2 separate regions of the Homo sapiens genome follow, and region 1 is linked to region 2. A link is a loop called in an ENCODE intact Hi-C map of the cell type or tissue named here. Cell type or tissue: PC-9. All regions are shown on one strand. Links, peaks and the distances in the headings refer to the core of each region. The heading gives the core; the rest is flanking DNA.

Region 1 (5,359 bases), core at 62-5,061, 360 kb after region 2:
GAACTGACCTAGCCCTTGCCCTACAGGACCCACCGACCCCCGGCCTCCACCTCGACGCATTGCTGTGCCTTCCCGCAGCTCAGCTTCTGTCCCCAAGCCAGGTAAGGATTTCCTTTTGTCCCACTGGAACGACAGGTTCAGCTCTGTTCAGCTGAGGAGCAGTGGAGATGAAGACTCCTGGGCCCCATTACAGACCTACTGAATCAGAGGCTTTGAAAGGATGGCGCAGGAACCAGCGACTTCCTGGGATGCTAATGCACACTGAAGCCTGGGAACCACCGTGCCACTTAAATTCTATATTGGGTATCTTGGGAATCAGAAGTTAAAAATGCAGAATCTCTGCTCTCATCTCTCACTTGAATTGGGGGAACAAAAATCACCTCTAAATTAGCAAGATGTGTGTGCCTGTGCGAGGCTCAAAAACTGACAAGCTCTGCACTTCAGGCCGCTGCTCACTTGGTGCTCCATGGGCTCATTGCCTCTCAGGACTTAGTTTTTCAGCTGTAAACTGAGGAGTCCAGCTTATCTCTCCAAGTGTCCCTTCCTCTAAAAGGCTGGAAGAGTTTCGTGGGCTTGAGTAGTCAGGGAGGACTCCAAGGTGGAGGTGTGGCTAGAACTGGACCCTACAGGCTGGGTCAGATGGGGTAAGAGGAAGGAGATAGGGTGTTGGCAGTGACTCCCTAGAGAGGGATTGAGCCTGAGCACCATGAAGAGGGGCTGGGGTACAGAGGACGGGGTGGATCTCTAGGGCTTTCTCTGACCCCTGCCTCTCTGTCTCTCTCCTCCAGCACCCCAGCCCTATCCCTTTACGTCATCCCTGAGCACCATCAACTATGATGAGTTTCCCACCATGGTGTTTCCTTCTGGGCAGATCAGCCAGGCCTCGGCCTTGGCCCCGGCCCCTCCCCAAGTCCTGCCCCAGGCTCCAGCCCCTGCCCCTGCTCCAGCCATGGTATCAGCTCTGGCCCAGGCCCCAGCCCCTGTCCCAGTCCTAGCCCCAGGCCCTCCTCAGGCTGTGGCCCCACCTGCCCCCAAGCCCACCCAGGCTGGGGAAGGAACGCTGTCAGAGGCCCTGCTGCAGCTGCAGTTTGATGATGAAGACCTGGGGGCCTTGCTTGGCAACAGCACAGACCCAGCTGTGTTCACAGACCTGGCATCCGTCGACAACTCCGAGTTTCAGCAGCTGCTGAACCAGGGCATACCTGTGGCCCCCCACACAACTGAGCCCATGCTGATGGAGTACCCTGAGGCTATAACTCGCCTAGTGACAGGGGCCCAGAGGCCCCCCGACCCAGCTCCTGCTCCACTGGGGGCCCCGGGGCTCCCCAATGGCCTCCTTTCAGGAGATGAAGACTTCTCCTCCATTGCGGACATGGACTTCTCAGCCCTGCTGAGTCAGATCAGCTCCTAAGGGGGTGACGCCTGCCCTCCCCAGAGCACTGGGTTGCAGGGGATTGAAGCCCTCCAAAAGCACTTACGGATTCTGGTGGGGTGTGTTCCAACTGCCCCCAACTTTGTGGATGTCTTCCTTGGAGGGGGGAGCCATATTTTATTCTTTTATTGTCAGTATCTGTATCTCTCTCTCTTTTTGGAGGTGCTTAAGCAGAAGCATTAACTTCTCTGGAAAGGGGGGAGCTGGGGAAACTCAAACTTTTCCCCTGTCCTGATGGTCAGCTCCCTTCTCTGTAGGGAACTCTGGGGTCCCCCATCCCCATCCTCCAGCTTCTGGTACTCTCCTAGAGACAGAAGCAGGCTGGAGGTAAGGCCTTTGAGCCCACAAAGCCTTATCAAGTGTCTTCCATCATGGATTCATTACAGCTTAATCAAAATAACGCCCCAGATACCAGCCCCTGTATGGCACTGGCATTGTCCCTGTGCCTAACACCAGCGTTTGAGGGGCTGGCCTTCCTGCCCTACAGAGGTCTCTGCCGGCTCTTTCCTTGCTCAACCATGGCTGAAGGAAACCAGTGCAACAGCACTGGCTCTCTCCAGGATCCAGAAGGGGTTTGGTCTGGGACTTCCTTGCTCTCCCTCTTCTCAAGTGCCTTAATAGTAGGGTAAGTTGTTAAGAGTGGGGGAGAGCAGGCTGGCAGCTCTCCAGTCAGGAGGCATAGTTTTTACTGAACAATCAAAGCACTTGGACTCTTGCTCTTTCTACTCTGAACTAATAAATCTGTTGCCAAGCTGGCTAGAGATCCGCTTTTTTTCAGCAAACACTGAGCACACATTTTGCTAGTCACATCAGGCCAGACATTGGTGGTAGAGAGCTGGGTGAATGCGTGCACTGTCCTCTGAGAGCTTGCAGTCTGAGAATGCCCTTGGAAACCCCGAGTTACCGTCCAGTGGATGAAAACGGGCAGCTAAGGCAAGAGTCCTAGCACACTGAGAGCCTAGTAGAGCCCGCTGGCTGTGGGGATGGAGCAGTTTCAGGAGTCTTCCAAGAGGCCCCATTAGCTCCAGGTCTTAGATCAGCTGAGAGTGGATGTCAAAGAGGGACTAGCCAGCGTCAGAGGTAAGAGAAACGATGTTCGAAAGATGTGATGGGGCCAAATTCCTTGGGTGGCCCAGGGAGTGTGTGCTTCTCTTGGGGAATGTGTGGTGCCAGGTAAAGATCTACCCGGCCCACCGATGCTTTGATACTCTGTTCTGGGAGGAACGGTGAAATCTTCAATCCACAGCCTCAGGAAGCCAAAACAAAGGCCCAGCCGCAGCCCACAAGGGCTACAGCTGGACGTACTTCCGCTTTGCCCCAGCGCAAGCGCAGCAGCAAAAAGCGCTGGCCGGCGTGGGCCCCCTTCTCGACTGCGCAGGCGCACAAGGAGCCCGCAGCAACCGGAGGCCGGGTCCAGCGTCTGGGGAAAATCCCCGCCGAGGCCGATGGCGTCTTCGTTTGGGCTTCGCACCGTCGCGGGAGGACAATAGCAGGGGAAAAGGAGTTATCGTCAGCGGGACGCGTCCCAAAATTCAGCGAGTCTCCTAGGAACAGAAAAGGCCCTGGGTGCAGGCTCCGACGGGCGGCGCCGGCGAGACGGCAGGCCAATTCCGTCGAGGAAGTGGCGTTTTCCACGGGGCTCCGGCTCCGGGGGGGCGGCCAGGGGCGGGGCTTGGAGCGAGGGCGGGCCTCGGCGGAACTCCCACGCGAGGGGCGGAGCCCGGGCTCGCGGTGGCCAGGTCAGGACCCGGGCGAAGCTGCCGGGGAGCGCCTGGGAGGCGGGGTCGGGGAGGAAGCGGGCGGGGTGAGAAGGCTCCTAACGCTGAGGAAGCCGACGGCTGAGCTGCGCAGGGACCCCGACCGGAGGTCCGCGACCCGAGGCCCAGAGGGAAACCAGGGAGCCAAGGCCCTGCAGCCCAGGCTGCGCCTCCCTCCTCTTGGCTTTCTCGGTCCCGCGACCTCCCGTGACCCACGAAGACCTCTCCTGGTTCTTCTCTCATTCGTGAATGACCCCATCATGCTCATGGCTCAGCAGCTCCAAGTCCTCGTATCCAACCCAGATCTCTCTCCCCTGCGCACCAGCCCCTGGACATCTCCACTCTGACGTCCTCGGGCCTCTCAAACTCATCCTGTTCCAAATGACCTCAGCCATCCCCAGCCTGCCTCTCCTTTTCCCTGTCAGCCCTGGCCCTGCCACCTTCCAAGGGCTCCAGCCGGAAACCTGGCCACTACCGTAGATGCCGCCTCTTCCCTTAGTAACTTGCGTCCAGTCCTTCCACGAGGTCCTGGAAAATCTGCCCACTTCTCCCCACTGTCACTGCTATCACTGAGTTTAAGTCACCACTAGACCTCCCACTGGACTGCGGCTACAGCCGCCTCCCTGCAGCCAAAGAGCTCTGACATCCAGATCTCACCCCATCAATCTCCCTTCAAACATCAACCACAAGACCAGATCCGAGTTTTCTGCAGACACACCCTCAGTGACCACAGCCTTCCACACTAGTCCACAACCAGGAAAAAGTGGCAGTCTTGGGAACTGCTAACCCAGGATCCCTAGTGCACCTTCACAACCCTTTCTGATCTGGCTTCTTTGACGCTGGGTTCCTGGGTGTGCCTTGGCTCTAGTCCAGCAGGCCTCAGCCAGACTGGTCCTACCAGGATACCTCTGACGTCTCTGCCTGGTGAACTCCTACCCAGCCTTCAAAACTCAGCCCTCATATTACCTCCTCCATGAAGCCTTCCTGATCCTCAGATGCTCTGTTTCTCCGAGCCTAGCTCATCCTGCCAGCACCTAAGTTAACAGACCCAGGGCCTAGGTCTCACCATGGAGCTTCAGCCAGCCTAGGGAAGGGACTGGAATAGGCATGAGATGCTGGGCAAGTCTGCCCTATCTGGGCCTCAGGTCCAGAAACCAAAGGATTTAGACAAAGTCCCAAGTTTGGACTTGATGATGCCACTTCGGGGAAAGGCCTGGCCTCGCGAGGAACAGAGAGGACCATAGGCTGGTGAGGAGGGAAGTGGGTCAAGGGCCCGTTTCCTCCAGGACATAGAAACAGCCCCAGTCAACTGAGGCGGAGATGCCACCGCCTCTGGAATTGGGCCCTGCAAGAAGTGGCCAGGTGGGTAGAGAGAGGACAAGGCCTGGGGGCTCAGTGGCTTCAGAGAGAAGAGTGAGGCCTGCACTGAGGCACAGGGCCTTGTGATGCACGGCCAGGGTAGCTGTGGGGTGTGGCCACCTGCTTCCCTGCAGAACCAAATAAACGTTATGGGAGAGAAGCCAAGCAGTGGCCTGGCCTCAGGGACCCCTCAGTGAGTGCCAGCCCATCTCTGAGCCAGTGTTCCCAGGGCCTGTCCTGACTGGTCCGAGGAGTTTGGCTGGGGCCTCTGGAGGCAAAACCCCTTGCCCTGCCCTGTCTTGGACACATGTTCAGACACAGACATCAGTGGCTTTTTTACTCCCTGAAGTCCTCTTTTCTCCACAGAATATTTACAAACAGGGAAGGGGTGGAGGCCACTTCCGCCACCAAATAAGGGGCTAGGGAGGGGGGCAGTGCTAAGACACGCCTCTGCGCAGGGAGAGTTCCTGAGGAGGGCCCAGTGTGACCACAGTGCCCTCAGGGGCCCAGGTGGTTCCAGACGGCTCAGGCCAGGTCGGCGGTGGGTGAGCCCAGCTGCTTGGAGGCCAGGAGGAGGCGTGTGGCTGCACTCTCAGACTCCGCCTGCAGCCGCCGGTTGTTGTGTCTCAGGCTCCGCACCTCCTCCTCCAGGGCCGCCCTGTCCGCCTTCTCCTGGGGTGCCGGGGAGACAGGAGTCAGAGCCGCCAGCCCCTTTCCTGGGGCAGCCCTGTGACTCCCCCCAAGCTCAGCCCACCCCTCACCTTCTGCAGGTCCTCCTGCAGCTTCCTGAGCATGGACTCCAAGTGAGAGA
Region 2 (5,359 bases), core at 225-5,224:
GAGCCTAGGCTGGATGTCCAGAGCCCCTGTCCCCATGGCTGGGGGTGACAGTGGGACACTGGCCTATGCTGGGTGCTGGAGACCTAGCACTGAGTCAAGTTCAAGCCTCGCCCTGGCCCCAGGGGTCTCTCCTTAAGTGGAGGGTTTTCCATTATCTACAACAGCCATCTCACCTCTAGTAGAGGCGAATCCAGGGTGCAGTTCAGGCCGGAGGGAGTCAGGAGCGGGAGCTGAAGGGCAATAGTTTTTTGCCAACCCTCCCATCTCTGGACCAGACCAGTCAGTGCTGGAGCTTCCAGGGTCCCAGGACAGAAGAAGCACCTCCCCTCCCTGGTCTGGCGGAAGGCACTGGCTGGCCCAGGGCCCAGGGCCCAGGAATAGACTATGCGGAGGAAATGCCATCTGGGATTTGGGCACAGATTCCAGGGGCGGAGAGGTCACCGGGCAGGCGTCTCTGGGCCTTGCTTCTCTCCACCACCTCACACATTCATTCAACAGGCATTTCCTGCCACCCACCCTGTGCCTGCCCCATGCTGGGAGTCCCTGCTTGGTGGCACATGGGAGCCCTTCCAAGCAGCAGGCCCCGCACACACCCTGGGCTGTCTGAGCTGCCACATCTGACAAGCTTGAGCAGAAGCAGGGCTGGATGTTGTCTCCTGGGTCCCCAGCTCCTGTCAAATGCCACCCCTCAGCTTCTCACTCCCAGGTGGGACCCAGGGTCTACTTCCCGTTTCCCCGTCTCTACCCCAATCTGGCCTCCAAAGGCCGACAGCAGGGCCTGGGAGCTGGGGCTGCTGCTTATTAGGCCCCAGCCTTGGGCAGGGGACCAGGCAGGCACAAGCAGGGTGTGAGGCCTTGTCAGAAAGGAAGGACCGTGGGATGCTCTCCGCAGCCACTGCAGTGCTGCCTGCCTGGGCCTGATGGTGCCTATACCTAGCACCCCCAAGGCCCATATCCCAAGTGTGGGTGTGTGCTTGTGCATCTGAGGAACCTCTGGGTGTGGCATGTGGGTCCTTGGGTTGTGTTTGAGTTTTGTGTGTACATCTCCAGGTTGTTTCTCTAGGGTGTGTTGCTTCTGTGCTCATGAGTTGCTAGGCTGTGTTTCTCTGGGTATGCATGTGATATCTGCCAGCATCTGAGTGTGTGCTCTGGGTGTCTGTGTGTGTATGTCTGGTGTGTTGTGCTTTGGGTGTGTGCGTGTGTATATGTATGGGGGGGTATGAATTGCAGCCACAAATTCAGATGTGCAAATGTTGCAATGCTGTTTTCTTCTTCTTTTTTTATTTTTAATTTTTTTGAGATGGAGTCTCGCTCTGTCTCCCAGACTGGAGTGCAGTGGCGCAATCTCGGCTCACTGCAACCTCTGCCTCCTGGATTCAAGCGATTCTCCTACCTCAGCTTCCTGAGTAGCTGAGATTACAGGCACCTGCCACCACACCCAGATAATTTTTGTATTCTTGGTTGAGATGGGATTTCACCATGTTGGCCAGGCTGGTTTTTTTTTTTTTTTTTTTTTTTTTGAGATGGAGTCTGGCTCTGGCGCCCAGGCTGGAGTGCAGTGGCGCCATCTCGGCTCACTGCAAGCTCCACCTCCCGGGTTCACGCCATTCTCCTGCCTCAGCCTCCCGAGTAGCTGGGACTACAGGCGCCCGCCACTACACCCAGCTAATTTTTTGTATTTTTAGTAGAGACGGGGTTTCACCGTGTTACCCAGGATGGTCTCGATCTGCTGACCTCGTGATCTGCCCGCCTCGGCCTCCCAAAGTGCTGGGATTACAGGCGTGAGTCACCGCGCCCGGCCACCAGGCTGGTCTTGAACCCCTGACCTCAGGTGATCCATCCACCTCAGCCTACCAAAGTGCTGGGATTACAGGTGTGAGGCCGGCTGCAATGCTGTTTTCTTTAAATGACATTACATTGAATCTGTCCCCTCACCCCTCCTGTGGGCGCTAGACAATCTCTGTCCCTCTGCGGCTCCTAGTCTAGCCCCTTTCAGGCGTCTTGCCCAGGGCAAGGCAAGAGAGGCGTCCTTGTGGCGTGGAGCCCACAGTGTGGACTGAGAGGCACTGTCCTAGCCTTCATGGTCTCTTGGCCTGCAGGGACTCTGCCATCGTTGGGCCACATGCAGGTGGAGGAATCTTTATAGGCTGGGAGCTCAGTGTCCTGGGTGAGGACACTGCCTGATTGAAGCCCCCCATGCCACCCATGAGCTCCTCCTGGGGCTGAGTGGGAGCACAGCACAGACTCCTCCTCAGAGTGCTCCCAGGCAGCCGGCCCTGTTCTTATCTCAGGCCATCGCCCCTCCTCTGTGAGTCTGCCGCCACCCCTGACCTCTGAGAATATTGGGAGTCTCTGGCTGTGTGTGGGGGCTCTAAGGTTTGTTCCTCTATGCCTGTGATGCTGGGGTGTTTGGGGGCTCCACATTTGGAGGCTCAGCCCTGCACCTTCAGCACTGTCTGGGCTGGGACAGCAGCAGCTCTGCTGCAGGTGGCAGGGTGACCTCTCAGCTTGGGCTGGGGAGCTGGGAGCTGCCAGAAGTGGGAGTGGGGGATGGGGGCAGAAGCGAAGCACTTGGAAGAAACCAATGCAAGAAGCAGCACTGGCCATTTATTGTGACAGATACGGCCCACGGACCTGAAGTGCCCTCCACCATGGCCCCAAACCCAATGGCCTTCGCCCTCGGGGACTTATCACATCTGCACACAGTTGTGCTTTAGGAGCTGAGAGGAGTTCTGCCAGGGAACCACAAGGACCTCAAAGTCACAGCGCAGCTTCTGTGGAGGGAATATGGGGGAGAAGGAGGGGTGAGCCCAGCCTCGACCTGTCTCCTCCCAACAGCCAGCCCTCTGCCTGCCAGGCTGCTCCAGGCCAAGAGAGGGACAATCACTGACCCAACGGATGTCAAGCCGCATGTCTGGGGCTAGACTCCAGATCTTGGTAGCCAACTTCCCCATTCCCGAGGGAAGCCCCAGCTTCCTTTCTGCACCCCATCTTGGCCCAGAGGCTGACTCATCCAGAAGGACGACAGGTTCAGCCAGACATCTAGACATCTACGTGTCCAGCCAAACCAGTTCAGGATGGACAACCTGAGTGCCTGAGGCTCTGGGGAGGGCTGGGGCTGGAGGAGCCCAGCTGTTACCTCCTGCTGCGCCCCTGCTGCCAGGGGGCAAGTGGTGAGGTCGACGTGGTCTCCAGTGACCCTGGTCTTGCGGCAGTCTGTGCTCCCCATCTCCATCGTCAGGAAGTACTTGATGCCGGCCACCAGCTGGGGGCATAGGGTAGGGGCAGGTCAGGGGTCTTGACCCTTGATCCTCACTTCTCACCTCTTGATATATTCTCCTGTTGCCCCCAGGCACTCAGGTGGGGAGAGAGGGAGAGGGGATGATTCAGACGGGGTGGGGGGGGGTGGGGGGGGGTGGGGGGGGGAGTTCTGGTGGGGATGGAGGGTGGAGAGGCCTGGAGGCTGAGCCCCACCAGCAGCCTTGGCAGACATCAGACATGCCCCATCTAGGGAGCTGCCCACTGTCCCCACCTGCCTTCCCTCCTCCCCGATCCACCCCATCAGGGCAGAGACTAGGACCAGGCAAGCCAGGAAGGCAGGTAGTGCAATACAGGGTTTAATTATGTCTTTCCTTGAAATTTAGATGGTTGTCCATCGTGGAGTTTTAGCATTAATTCGATTTTTAAAATATTGCATGAAAATATCCCGATTGCGCTTTTAGGCCCCCTTCATGCACGCTGGGGCAGCGCCTGTGGCCTCCCCCATCTGGGCCGGGTGTCCCCTCCCAGCACCCCGCCCGCCGCACCTGGCTCTGCGCCTTGATGATGTGCGTGTCTCGGAAGTAGTAGATGCTGTTGCTGCCCATGTTGTAGCTGGCCACGGCCGCCTGCGCCGCCTTCTGCACCTGCGGGTCGTCGGGCGACAGGTCCCGGAGTTCTCCGACCATGCGCTCCTGCGGCCGGGCCCGGGCGTCGCGTGGCAGCGCCAGGAGGCAGAATGCGACCAGGGCCAGGCCCAGCGCCAGCGGGAGGTTCGAACGCGCCATGGCCGTCAGTGCCGTCGGAGCCCTCAGAGCCGTGAGTGCCGAGCTTGCGGCCGCGCAGCTTTTACCCGCTGGGCCGCCCCGCCCGACGCCCGCGATGCGCCCCCGCGGCCTGGAGCTGGGGCGGGGCTCGAAGTTGCCGGGGTCCTGCGAGGTTCAGGGAGCCCAGGAGGCCGAGGGGGCGGCGCGCACCCGCGTGCCAAGACGCTTCCCTGCCCTCCAGGACACACCTGGCCCGGGGAGGGAGAGGACAGCGACAGTCCCCAGCAACAAGTGCCAGTACAGGGACGGTTCACGGGAGGGCTGTCCAGAATGAACTACCAACCGCAGCTCTTCGTGGGCTCTTACTGTTGCCACCATTTCCTAGCTGTGTAACCTCGGAGAAGTCACTTAACCACTCGCTGCCTCAGTTTCCTCTTCTGTACAATGGGTGTTGTGAGGATTCAGTGAGCTGAAACAGGTAAAGTTCTTAGAAGAGGTCTGGTGCTGGATAAACAGCAGGTGAGTAGGACACATTACTGCTCAGCGCTGCCTGACAACCTTCCTGGAGCGCGAGTGACTAATGTTTCTACCTGGCCAGGCACCTAGGCATGCTTGTAATTCCAGCACTTTGAGAGGCCAAGGTGGGAGGACCACTTGAGCCAAGGAGTTCAAGTCAGTGAATCGTGATCTCACCACTGCAGCATTCCAGCCTGGGCGACAGAGCTAGACGCTGACTCAAAAAAAAAAAAAAAAAAAAAAAAAAAAAAGAAGGCCGGGCATGAGGGCTCACACTTGTAATCCCAGCACTTTGGGAGGCCGAGGCAGGCAGATCACTTGAGGTCAGGAGTTCAAGACCAGCCTGGCCAACATGGTGAAACCCCGTCTCTACCAAAAATACAAAAATTAGCCAGGCGTGGTGGCACACACCTGAATTCCCAGCTACTCAGAAGGCTGAGGCAGGGGAATTGCTTGAACCTGGGAGGCAGAGGTTGCAGTGAGCCAAAATGGCACCACTGCGCTCTAGCCTGGGTGACAGAGAGAGACTCTGTCTCACAAAAAAAAAAAAGAAAAAAGAAAAAAAATAGTTTCCACTTTACAGAGAAGGGAAAATGGATTTGCCCAAAGACACCGGCAGGAAATAAATGGTGACACTGGCTTGTGTGTGCTGACAGTCTAAGTCAAATCTGTGGTCTTAAACCAGACTGAGCCCACAGGACACAAACTGCCCAGAAGGAGGGGGTGTCAGTCATGTCAGCTCTGCCATCTTACTGACGGCATGGCTTTGGGCAAGTCCCTCAACCTCCCACACAGAGCCTCCGTGCCCTCGTCTGAAA

Evidence for each region. Hi-C counts contacts between places; a loop is a spot of excess contacts. Peaks named below come from ENCODE experiments on the same cell type or tissue, not always from the same donor. Only the 100,000 strongest peaks of a DNase experiment are listed, where the experiment ranks them.
Region 1: it touches region 2 in a loop (5-fold over the local background); 4 of 110 quality-filtered maps call a loop at or near these places.

Annotation. Positions count from the first base shown.
Region 1 is chr11:65,650,430-65,655,788 of GRCh38, reverse strand. SIPA1 (signal-induced proliferation-associated 1) reads right to left here. Exons shown (of 16, transcript NM_006747.4): 15 at 5,310-5,359; 16 at 4,877-5,220. The coding sequence ends at 5,074. RELA (RELA proto-oncogene, NF-kB subunit) reads left to right here. Exons shown (of 11, transcript NM_021975.4): 10 at 27-101; 11 at 789-2,188. The coding sequence ends at 1,411. Among named protein-coding and RNA genes, the nearest start is that of MIR4489, 3.9 kb to the right of the region's middle. RefSeq lists enhancers at 1,208-1,708, 2,449-2,498, 2,509-2,988 and a silencer at 3,049-3,288. In PC-9, for the core only: no CTCF peak of the experiment used is centred there; DNase peaks (open chromatin) are centred at 2,798, 3,108 and 4,018; H3K4me3 peaks cover 1,764 bases; H3K27ac peaks cover 3,381 bases.
Region 2 is chr11:66,010,732-66,016,090 of GRCh38, reverse strand. CST6 (cystatin E/M) reads right to left here and starts at 4,083. Exons shown (of 3, transcript NM_001323.4): 1 at 3,807-4,083; 2 at 3,140-3,265; 3 at 2,586-2,774. The coding sequence starts at 4,046. The coding sequence ends at 2,691. RefSeq lists an enhancer at 2,026-2,601. In PC-9, for the core only: no CTCF peak of the experiment used is centred there; DNase peaks (open chromatin) are centred at 470, 2,970, 3,490, 4,650 and 1 weaker place; H3K4me3 peaks cover 1,498 bases; H3K27ac peaks cover 3,423 bases.